Linked DNA regions of Homo sapiens: region 1 is linked to region 2. The links are chromatin contacts, found by Hi-C or POLR2A ChIA-PET in ENCODE. All regions are on one chromosome and are shown on one strand. The core of a region is the stretch at or near the end of the contact, and the rest is flanking DNA. Distances in the headings are between cores, read along the strand shown. Region 1 overlaps DGKG (diacylglycerol kinase gamma). Region 2 has its middle 5.1 kb from the start of TRA2B.

The links. A loop is a pair of places that touch in the nucleus more often than their neighbours do. ChIA-PET counts read pairs that join two places held with the same protein, here RNA polymerase II (POLR2A). Pooled maps may share reads with other maps.
Region 1: a pooled map of gastrocnemius medialis shows a loop between it and region 2 (3-fold over the local background). The contact joins two enhancer-like sites. A Hi-C loop is called at or near these places in 1 of 168 maps with a recorded cell type or tissue (gastrocnemius medialis), 1 of 37 single-sample maps with no recorded cell type and 4 of 50 pooled maps. POLR2A ChIA-PET finds 5 or more read pairs at or near these places in 4 of 52 experiments (GM12878, OCI-LY7, activated CD8-positive, alpha-beta T cell and 1 more).

The regions. Positions count from the first base shown.
Region 1 is chr3:186,216,742-186,222,892 of GRCh38, forward strand. All of the region lies in intron 20 of DGKG (diacylglycerol kinase gamma), which reads right to left. Among named protein-coding and RNA genes, the nearest start is that of ETV5, 110 kb to the left of the region's middle. RefSeq lists enhancers at 3,917-3,986, 4,745-5,658. Within about 2 kb of position 4,355, at least 7 of the 41 ENCODE cell types and tissues checked have a DNase peak (open chromatin) inside an H3K27ac peak, as active enhancers do; they include gastrocnemius medialis, where a contact is called at or near this core.
Region 2 is chr3:185,940,489-185,945,801 of GRCh38, forward strand. No RefSeq gene overlaps it. Among named protein-coding and RNA genes, the nearest start is that of TRA2B, 5.1 kb to the left of the region's middle. Within about 2 kb of position 3,108, at least 14 of the 41 ENCODE cell types and tissues checked have a DNase peak (open chromatin) inside an H3K27ac peak, as active enhancers do; they include gastrocnemius medialis, where a contact is called at or near this core.

The sequences.
Region 1 (6,151 bases), core at 3,105-5,604, 280 kb after region 2:
GAGTGCAATGTTCCTTCTTCTCTTTTGAAGCTATCTCCCCTCCTACTTTACTCTTAGCCCTTGTTGGAGGACCGTTGCTGCAGAATGTGGCACTGAGCTTTTGTCTGTTTCATCTTCTATTGTACAAGAATATGGCATCTGAGAGCTGAGAGGCTAGGGTTCATGACTGGCTTTGCCACTCACTGGCTGGGCAAGTTATTTAAATTATTTGAACCTTCACTTCTTCTACAAAATGGGAACATTATTTTCTACTCACAAAGTTGTGAGGCTTATGTGGCAAATGCAAAGTACCAAGCAGGTGTTTAATGCATAGTAAGTGCTCAGTAGCTGTTCTTCCTTGTTGCTAGGAGACACAATCACTGGAAGAAGACGCATTCCCCACAGGCTGCAGGGGTAAGGGTGGGTCTACTGTGGGGAGTCTATCGTAGGTGGCCCATATTTTTTGAAGAAAATAAAACTAACGATGTTTTCATGGCTGCTGGAATGCTTTTTCTGCATCTCTCTTCCTGAGTAGTCTTTGGCCCACCATTTTTTTTTCCCCTCTTACAATCACCTTTCAGCTGGAGATGACTAATCCTTAACCAGCTGTTCTGAGGCTGATTTCCAGTTCCATGAAACTCCTAGGTTCATTGTCAGGCTCTGAACTATCCAGATGAACCCATTCTTGAGGCAGAAGATCCTCCTGTGTGCTCCAAGGGACTCTCAGCCACATGGAGAAATGGCAAATACAAACAGTGACACCATGGCTCAACTCTATTTCTGGGTTTTCTTAATTGCCCCCTGGCTTATAAGAAAATAACATCAATTGCACACTAGCTAGTTGAATCTTTTCATTAGACAGATGAGAGAAAAAATGAGACTAACTAAAAATGTTCTTTTATGTTTGTCAGCAATTTAGGGCTGAAATCCATCATCCTGACAGCTATGAATAGCCTGTTTTCAAGGATGTCCACAGTGAAACCCAGCTAGCTGCTGGCCATTCACTTTACCAGCAGAGGCTACGCACTCAGCTTCCTATGCCACCCTGAGCTTCTGGGGACCCTTTCCTGAGAATCAAGGAAGTTTTAAGGGCATTGGGCTTTTGAAGTTGTCAAAACATGAAAACATTTATTTGGGCTTAGAAGTCTACACAGAGAACACTACAGTTATTTCTAGAAATAGAAGCCCTTGAAGTGAAGGTATTCCTCTTTGTGGTTTGGACTTTGATAATCAGGTTCTCTGAGTGACTCATAACTCACATAGTTAGTTAGGCCTTGGGTGTCAGCATTAGATTGGGAGGCCTGGTGAAACAGATGCTACCCACAAGATGGTGTTCTGTATGGCATGGGGGGAGGGCAGAATGATTTAGTGGAGACTGTGCTGCACCAGCGGGCAGAGCTGCCTCCCAGACCCCATTATCAAACACACCAGCATGTGACTTCATGAGAGTCACTCAGCAACACCAGGCCTCAGATTCCTCATCTTAAAAATGAAGGGCTTGGGGCCGGGCACAGTGGCTCACACCTGTAATCCCAGCACTTTGGGAGGCTGAGGCGGGTGGATCATGAGGTCAGGAGATCGAGACCATCCTGGCTAACATGGTGAAACCCTGTCTCTACTAAAAATACAAAAAATTAGCTGGGCGTGGTGGTGCATGACTGTAATCCCAGCTACTCGGGAAGCTGAGGCAGGAGAATCTCTTGAACCAGGGAGTTGGAGGTTGCAATGAGCCGAGATCGCGCCACTGCACTCCAGCCTGGCGACAGAGCGAGACTCCGTCTGAAAAAAAAAAAAAAAAAAAAAAAATGAAAGACTCGGACCAACTGCTTTCCAAGGTTTCTCCAAGCTCCCCAGACAACTTGAGATGACACAATTCAGAACAGGATGGGAGGACTCACGTGTTCTACAACTGCTGCTGTGTAGGAGTGTGGGCCCAAGTATTGTCAGAACTGACATTTTTGAAAGAGAATCCAGAAATATATTTTCATGTAAAATCTCCTGATTATTGGAATTGGCAACTAATTCAAGTTTTTAAGAACCTAAGCCAAAAAACTACACATTTGGGAAAACTGTAGCTAGCCAACAGGACATTTCTGTATATGAATTATAAATTTTCATCAGGTTCATCTCAATTAAAATATAAAACAAATGATCTCAATCCCATTTGGGATTTGCTGGGTTATTAGCGGTGTTATTGCTACCACTACTGAAGATAATAGACTAGCATTGGATTACTAAGGTAAATAATAATTTAGCAAATCAGGTATAACAGAAATGCAGAACGGCCAAATGCAACAAGAGTTGAATTATAATTGATAAATATTAGTAATAATATTGACAGTACTTTACCTGTTAACATTTTACATTACTTGAATCTCAAATACCTTTGGAAGCTTAGTGATTATGTTAACCGAAGTTTACATCAAGAGTTAAAAAAAAAAAAAAAAAAAAGAAAAGCAAAGGCAGGTGGGGTCTGCTCTGAGGCCAGGATGTCAAGTCCTATAAGGGGCCCCTGACTGTTACCTCACAGGTGCTGCAGAGGCCATCTGTGTCACCCGCACACCCAGCTGCCTTGGCCCATCAGAGAGTGTGTCACCACATCTAATCCACGCTGCATGCTGTCCCCAGCTCTCACTGCTCATCAGAACAGGCACGCAGTGATCCTCAGGCACCGAGCTGTGCATGGAATCATCTTTTCCAAGAGGGGGCAGTGGCCCCTTTGGTTCAAGGGAAAGTGAACACCCAAAAATCAGGAAGGAGGCTTTATAAATAGCTGTTTTTGTACTCTGAATGTGACTCTTGTGCCTGCTGTTCCTGCCAACAGATTTGTGTTGGCTCGATGTGTTTCAGCTTCAAGGCGCGAGGTATTCCCTGGCTTGTTTCCATACTTGGGACAAGACTGGTGTTCATGGCACTCAGAAAAATCTAGGGTGGTGAATGATGGGAAGACTGGAGGCCAGAGACCAGGAAGAGTGGGCAGAAAGATGGAGAACAGGAAAGGGGAGATCTCAAGAAGGGGCTCAGAAAAAAAAAGGCTGAGGAAGGAGGGAGAAACTTGAGTAGGATGTATTTTATTGTATAACTATGGAATCCTCTTAATAACCTCTGAAGACACTTCTTGAGTCATTTCCATGTGTGAGAAATTAACTGTAAAATCACAGATGACATACTGTTTGCAACTAAGAGGTCTTCAGGGTTCAGGGACTTATTATAGCCAGGGGATCACAGGTTCCAAAGAGTTCTTCCAAAGTGTAAATGGAGTCCAGGAGCTGCTGTCAATATGTCTTAATGTAAAATAGTATTTGTGCATTTAATCATAATAAAGACAGCATAGGCTAACTAGTGGGTTAAACTATAATTTTTTTGATGTGCAATGGAATTAAATCAGTTATATCAGTTACTGCTTGGTAACCAGAGACACGGATTGAATGGCAATTGAATCCTGAATAATCAAAATGGGGAAACAAATGATTACTTAGAAGAGCTTTATGGCTGAAAAAAGTCTTACTCAATATGGCACCCATGGTGGGAGGCAGTGGGAGAATGAATAAAAATAGTGCACTATTCCATAGTAAAAGGGTACATGTAAAATTACTACTCTATACCAGGGCTCCATGGTGGTTCTCTTCTAAGCCATGGCAGCCTTCTCACGGTACAGCTTAGGAAACCGAGATCAGTTCTTGGTGATGCAGCTGGGAGGTATGGAGCTGGAATACAAACCCCGTCTTCCAGCCCATACTCCTTACTGGTTTACTCTCCCTGGCTCCTGTTGCTATGCCCCAGAGGCACCTGAGAGAAATGGAAAAGTCAACCGAAGTCACCAGAGCTAGTGACTGCAAAGCTGTGAGTCATTCTCATTCATGCCTGTGAGCTGGGTTTACTCACATCTACCACATGCGCCACCGGTATGGCTGTAGGATCCCAGCTTGAGGTTGGCTGGGACCCTGACACTCTTTAGCAGAGTCCATGATCTGGGCCTCCCCATTGGTCTCCAGTCTCCACTCTTGTCCCAGAGTAACAAAGGGCCAAACCCATAAGCCTCATATTTAGAGCAGCCTCTGTACCCCTTCAAGGGTAATTCTGGGCCCCTAAGAATCTACTGCCTCTGAACAGTGACCCTTCTCTTCCATATAAGACAGTGTGTTTCTGCGGACCAAGGACACATTCTCCATTGATAGGATCTCCGAATTCTGTCTGGCACCTGACAGTATCTCCTCCTAAGGGCAGGACTCCAAGCACGAAGATTGCCAAAGTCTGAAATCGGATCCTTTCCCAGTGCAGCACACAAGGACACACGTGTGCACGTGCGGGCACACACACAGGCCGCAACAAGAAGGCTTCCCTGAGACTCATGATCCACTGTTACCAAATGTGCTCGCAGACACTGCCCCTCTGAGGCCAGAGAGTCTCTCCAAAGGCCCAGCAGCCTGACTGGAGAATGGCCACTGTGCTGTGAAAGGCACCACTTTGGGGGTGGCCCTCAGGGGAGAATGCTGAGGGGCAGGCAAGGCCAGGACCATGTTGTCAGGGTTTTCCTTTCCTGATGGCCTGGGTCTCCAGGGTGTTTTTCCAGTTAGTATCTGTCCTTGCCAAGAGAAAATAGCTCCTTTCCCTCATCCAAAAAGAAAAAAGAAAGAAAGAAAAAACCCTCACAGTTTGGCTGCTTCTTAGCAATCCTTTCTCCCTTTGAAGAGTTATTCGTGGAAAGAAAATCCCCTTCAGGCTGATTTGGCGGAGGGTGGAGGGCATGGAATAAGCTTGCTCTTGGCAGTTAACGGAGAGCAAAGTCAAATACTGGGACAAAAAGAAATCCCTGCCTGGAGGGACGGGGAAAAGGCGGACAGGAATGCTCACTCCTGAGGTTCTGTAGTGATTCCTTAGCTGTGCTTTCCAGCATTTACACATCCATCAGCCCTGGGAACTGGTATCTGAAGGCGGTGGGGACAGTGAAGATACAGGTGGGTGAGGCCTCGTGTTAGAAACTGAGCCTTGAAGGCTTAGAGAAGGTGGCTGTCCTGCTGGAGCTGAGCCTCTCGCTGTGGAAGGTGACTTCCTGGGTCCTGATCAACCAAGACTAAAAGGTGGAACTGTCTGGAGGAGCAGAGGCAAACCCTGGAAGCAGGTCCACACCCTCACACTACCGTGACCGCCGGGTGGGTCCTGAGGGAGCCAGCTGAGCTCTGCCGGCCCCCAGCTGTTGAGAGGAATCTCACTTCCCACTTCATAAATGTTGACCGTGGGTCTGACCTGCACTGGCTGCTTTATGCACCCAAGGGTCGCGCTCTTTTGATCCTCACGTCTACCCCCTGCGGTAGGTACTATGGTGGCTATTTGTAGACGTGTGAGATGGTTGTTCCTTGGCAAACCTACAGCTAGACTGGAACGGGATCACAGAGTCTGAGGGGATGCAGGCTGGCTGATCCTGTTCTCCCCTCTCGCTCCCCAGCCAGTCTTTCTGAACACGAGGCAGTGCCTGCTTTATGATAGGTCGGGTTACAAAAGTTCCTTGGTTAAGCCAGTTGTTTGTCACTCTGAGCACATTTCCCCATAGAAACAATGTGATGTTGAGGTTGGGTTCCCAGGCTAACCCACAAGAGCCAATTAACCCATTAGGTACCCAAACTACAATGTCTCGTTTTAGAGAGAGCTTACTGGAGCTGAAGGAGTTCTGGTGGGAAGGCAGAAAGGCCTGGGTTCAAGCCACAGTTCAGTCACTTACCTGCCATGTGACCTTGGGCAAATCATTTAGTCTGTCTCTTAGTTTCTCTATTTTTGAATTGACACAATATGACCTACCTTGCAGGGGTTGCTGGCAATATTAATTAAGAATACACACACATGGTCGGGTGCGGTGGCTCACGCCTGTAATCCCAGCACTTTGGGAGACTGAGGCGGGCGGATCACTTGAGGTCAGGAGTTTGAGACCAGCCTGGCCAACATGGTGACACCCTGTCTCTACTAAAAATACAAAAATTAGGCCAGGCGCAGTGGGTCACGCCTGTAAACCCAGCAATTTGGGAGGCTGAGGCGGGCGGATCATGAGGTCTGGGAGTTCAAGACCAGCCTGGCCAATACGGTGACACCCCATCTCTACTAAAAATACAAAAATTAGCCAGGCGTGGTGGCGGGTGCATGTATTCTGAGCTGCTTGGGAGGCTGAGGCAGGAGAATT
Region 2 (5,313 bases), core at 1,858-4,357:
TCACACTGCCACCAGCAGTGTATGTGGCTTCCAATTTCTCCACATCCTCACCAATACTTGTTATATTGTATTAAAAAAAATTGACCAGGCGTGGTGGCTTATGCCTGTAATCCCAGCACTTTGGGAGGCTGAGGTGGGCGGATCACCTGAGGTCAGGAGTTTGAGACCAGCCTCAACATGGCGAAACCCCGTCTCTACTAAAAATACAAAGTTAGCCGGGCGTGGTGGTACATGCCTGTAATCCCAGTTACTCGGGAGGCTGAGGCAGGAGAATTGCTTGAACCTGGTAGGCGGAGGTTGCGGTGAGCCAAGATCGTGCCATTGTACTCCAGCCTGGGCAACAAGAGCAAAAATCTGTCTCAAAAAAAATTATAACCACTCTAGTGGGTTTAAAGTGGTATCTCGATGTGGTTTTGGTTTGCATTTCCCTAGCGATAATGATAATGCTTTCATGCGTTTATTGGTGATTTGTAGATCTTTGGAGAAACGAATATTCTGATACTTTGCCCATTTTTAATTGGGTTATTTATCTTTTTATTATTGAGTTATAAGAGCTTGCAATTTGGCTCTTGTTTGGTAAAATAGTCATCCAGAACAGAATCAATATTTGAGGTACCTGAGATCCAGAGATTTGGTGATGACTCAAGTGTCAAGTGACTAAATAACTTCTGAATGAGCTGTCCCCTTTTTCTGAGAACACCTGTACTCCCAACACACACCTAAACCTGGACTCCTACTCAGATCTCTGGCCTTATCTTACTTTTTGGCTTAGATTAGATCTCTTGTTTATACATTCTTATGGCACCCCTTGACATTCATATTACTCACAACTATAATTAAAGAATAATAATTATATAATTATTTTATTTTCATTATTATTTCTTTGTGGGTTTTTTTTTTTTTTTTTGAGACAGAGTCTCGCTCTGGCGCCCAGGCTGGAGTGCAGTGGCGCGATCTTGGCTCACTGCAAACTCCGCCTCCTGGGTTCAAGCAATTCTCCTGCCTCAGCCTCTGGAGTAGCTGGGGCTACAGGCGCCCGCCACCACGCCCGGCTAATTTTTGTATTTTTAGTAGAGACGGGGTTTCACTGTGTTAGCCAGGATGGTCTCGATCTCCTGACCTTGGGATCTGCCCGCCTTGGCCTCCCAAAGTTCTGGGATTACAGGCATTAGCCACTGCGCTCAGCCCTATTTGCATTATTATTTCTGTGAATATAGTTTTTATGTCTGTCTTCCACACTAGATAATAAGTTCCTTAAGGGCAGGGCCAGTGCCTCTTTTGACCACTGCCTTATACGTAGTGCTTGGCACACAGTAAGCCTTTAGTAGTACTTGTTGAGTGATTAAAAGAAAGCAACGTATGAATTTAGAATTGATTGGGTAGGCATCAGGGTGCCTTTAGAGGTCCCTGAGCAGGAGACTAACTTGCTAAAAGTAGGCAAGATTGTCCTGGCAAAGATAGGAAGGTCAGGCTGCAGGTCTTGTGTCATTCATGTCTGTGTCTCCAGCATCTAGCGCAGGGCCATGCTGTTGAATGAGTGGCCATGTGGGATATGGATCCAGTACTGTAAATATGAGGCAGTGAGGATTAGATTCCCAAGGCAGCAAGAATGAGGACTAAGCAGGGAGTAGGGAGACTATGAAAGGGTGGGCTTGACTGGCCAATGTGATAGGAATATGGGGAAAGGGATAGTCAGAAATGACTGTAAAAACCTTGAGCCCTAGGCTGAGTGAGGTGGCTCACATCTATAATCCCAGCACTTTGGGAGGCTGAGGCAGGTGGATCATCTGAGGTCAGGAATTCGAGACCAGCCTGGCCAACATGGTGAAACCCCGTCTCTACTAAAAATACAAAAATTAGCTGGGCGTGGTGGCAGGCACCTGTAATCCCAGCTACTCAGGAGGCTGAGGTAGGAAAATCGCTTGAACCTGGGCAGTGGAGGTTTCAGTGAGCCGAGATTGCACCACTGCACTCCGGCCTGGATGACAGAGTGAGACTCCATCTCAAAAAACAAAAACAACAACAACAAAAATGTCTAGTCCTGGTAGGGGAGATATATACAGAGAAAATAATGCACCCAACAGGGAATGCTGTCTAACAGGCTTACTCCTGTAGCTTAGAGCCAAGCCAGAGGCTGCACTCAAATTTGTTTGTTGTTGTCTCCTTCCAGAGTCATAGACTCTCTCCTCCAGCATTTCTTGTTTAATTTTCAACTTCTGCCCTGGGATTCACTAGTGCATTCTGTCTTTAGTGGGGTTTTTGTTTTTTTTGTTGTTGTTTTGTTTTGCCTTCTCTCATTTAGTCATTCAACATACTGGATAACAGGCAAGGAGCAGATCACAGATGACCATGTATGCCTAGCTAAGGAGTTCAGATTTTATTTAATGGGCAGTAGAGAAGTATTGAGGGGTGCTGAAAAGGTGAATTATACTTTCAATTTTAAGTTTGAGAAAAGTGGTGGCAGTGTGGTGCATGGGTTTGAGGAGTGATATGAGCAGGGAAGATTGGAGACCGGGAGCAGGTGAGGAGCCAGGCTTCTGTTCTGAGCTGTGCCCGGTGTACCTAGCAAGGGTCAGTAAGAGCTGAGAGCCGGGCATTGTGCTCTGTACACCCGAAGGAAGGGCCTCCTTTTTCACATTCACATGTCATCCTTTGGGCCAGTGGCAGCCAGGCCAGGGGCCCAGTTCCTAGACTCTTTCAACAGTCCAGACAAGGAATAAAAAGAGCAAGCAAGTGAGTGAACCTGACCTAAGGCAGTGGCCAATGAGGTTAGAGAGGATGGAGATGACTTGCTGTGCTAGTTGCTCCCAATTCATACTTTTTGCCTGCTCTGTGAAAACAGATCTGGAACCTTTCAATATTTTTCTTTCCCAGATGGCACAGAAGCTTTGTCAGAATTGGACAGGCATTACAGGAGGAAAGCTTTTACTTCCTGATTCCTGTGTGTGTGCCACAGGCTCCTGCATCACATGAGGCTTCCCCAGGGACCAGCTCCTGCAGAGCATAGCTCTCTCCAACACTGAGCTTCTGTAGTATGCTGACAGTGTTTCTAGTTTCCCGGCTCCTGCAGTGCCTGGCAGTCAGCAGCACCTAGTAGCCAGCAGCTGCCTCTAGAGCACCGGTTCCCACCCCTGGCCAGGTTTCGTAACATTTGCAGCTTCTTCAGTGTCTGGCTCCTGCAGTGTGTAGTTCCCAGCAGCAACCAGCAGAGGGCAGCCTCTCCTGGAGCCACATCAGATAGCTTTGTAGGTGAGATGCACCCCATAAACAACTGTCCCTGACACCTTAAAGGTTTCTGGAAAATCCCAGGGGCAGGTTTTCATGAAGTTCTGCCAGTGTGGCATCACGGCAAGTTTTCTGTGTTCCAGAGATCCATGGCTGTGCCCGCTCCAAAGTCTGAATCTGAGCTCTTGAGGGAAAAGGAGGTTCTTCTTGGGCACTCTATCTCAGACCTAGAGCTAGGGCTCCTCCTTGTACCTGCTATTCCCATATTATTAAGAGTTCTCTTTACTTCTTACTAGTTAATCCGTCATTACCCCATCCTCACTTACCTCAGTACCCCTATTACTAACTTATAGTTAGTAATTACATATATGTAACTTCCCCTATTCAAATTACTGTGTATTTGATCTCTCCTGATTGGAGACATCAGAATTCAGAATGGACAGACTGATTCAGAATTTTTGCCAGGAGTGGTCTCTCAAAATACTACTGAGATGTGGAGGTGAAGGAGAAACGGAAGCTAGAGTAACTGCTCATCATTTTATCCCTCCTGACCTCATTTTTCTTCCTAGCTAATGGTATCAGTGGTACCATCTCCAAATGGAGACATCAAGTGAGTACTGGTTAGAGCAGTCTGGGGCTCAGGGGATAGCTGGGTGGAATATACGGAAATGAAATTACTAGTATAGAGATAGTCAAGGAAACCTTACTTTGTGTAAGTGAGATCTTCAAGGGAGTGGTGTAGGAGTGCTCTCAGAGAACTAATGCATCTCTGTATAAAAAGTGACTGAACACCCACTCACTACTTGGAAGTATGAATGTGGAAGTCAAAAACTTTGAGACTTCATTAAGGCAGGTCTTCACGAACCAGCTTAGGACTGAGTGGAAATTAAGAACAACATTGAGTTACTATGCTGACTATGGCTACGTATTGTAGATAATTGAGTTGAAACAACCAATCACTTTCAATGTTCTGAACCCTAAAAAAGGTGGATCACCTAAGGTCAGGAGTTCGAGACCAGTCTGGCTAACATTGTGAAACACTGTCTTTACTAAAAAATACAAAAATTAGCCGGGCGTGGTGGTGCATGCCTGTAATCCCAGCTACTCGGGAGGCCAAGGCATGAGAATCACTTGAACCTGGGAGGCAGAGGTTGCAGTGAGCAGACATCGTACCATTACACTCCGGCCTGGGTGACAAGAGTGAAACTCTGTCTCAAAAAAAAAAAAAAAAAAAAAAAAAAAGAGAGAGAGGCCGGGTGCGGTGGCTCACACCTGTAATCCCAGCACTTTGGGAGGCCGAGGTGGGCGGATCATGAGGTCAGGAGATCGAGACCATCTTGGCTAACTCGGTGAAACCCCGTCTCTACTAAAAATACAAAAAATTAGCCGGGCGCCGTGGCGGGCACCTGTAATCCCAGCTACTCAGGAGGCTGAGGCAGGAGAATGGCATGAACCCGGGAGGCGGAGCTTGCAGTGAGCCGAGATAGCGCCACTGCAGTCCGGCCTGGGCGACAAAGCAAGACTCCTTCTCAAAAAAATAAAAAAAAAAAGAGAGAGAGAGAAGAATGAAATAAAAGACTTTCTCCAGATACTTAAGATAAATCTGGGAAAGAGAGGAAGAGAATAAAAATTAGAATACCCAAATAACAAAATTTAGAGCTCAAACATTAAACATATGAAGAAAATGTTTTGTCTTAGAATTATTATTATGTTACTAATATAGGGTGGGGATAAAAATTCAAACAATAAGAAATGTGCAAAGTGAAAAATGCAAACCCTATTTTCTATCCTCTCTTTCCCAGTCTCGCTCCTCAGAGGTCACCCTAGTTAAAAAATGTAGTGCATAACCTTCTAGACCTTAGATAGATAAATTTAAATTTTTATTTTTATTTTTTTATTATTTATTTATTTATTTTGAGACGGAGTCTTGCTGTCTCCCAGGCTGGAGTGCAGTGGCAAGATCTCGGCTCACTGCAAGCTCCGCCTCCCGGGTTCATGCCATTCTCCTGCCTCAGCCTCCCAAGTAGCTGGGACTACAGGTGCCTGCCACCACACCCGGCTAATTTTTTGTATTTTTGGTAGAGATGG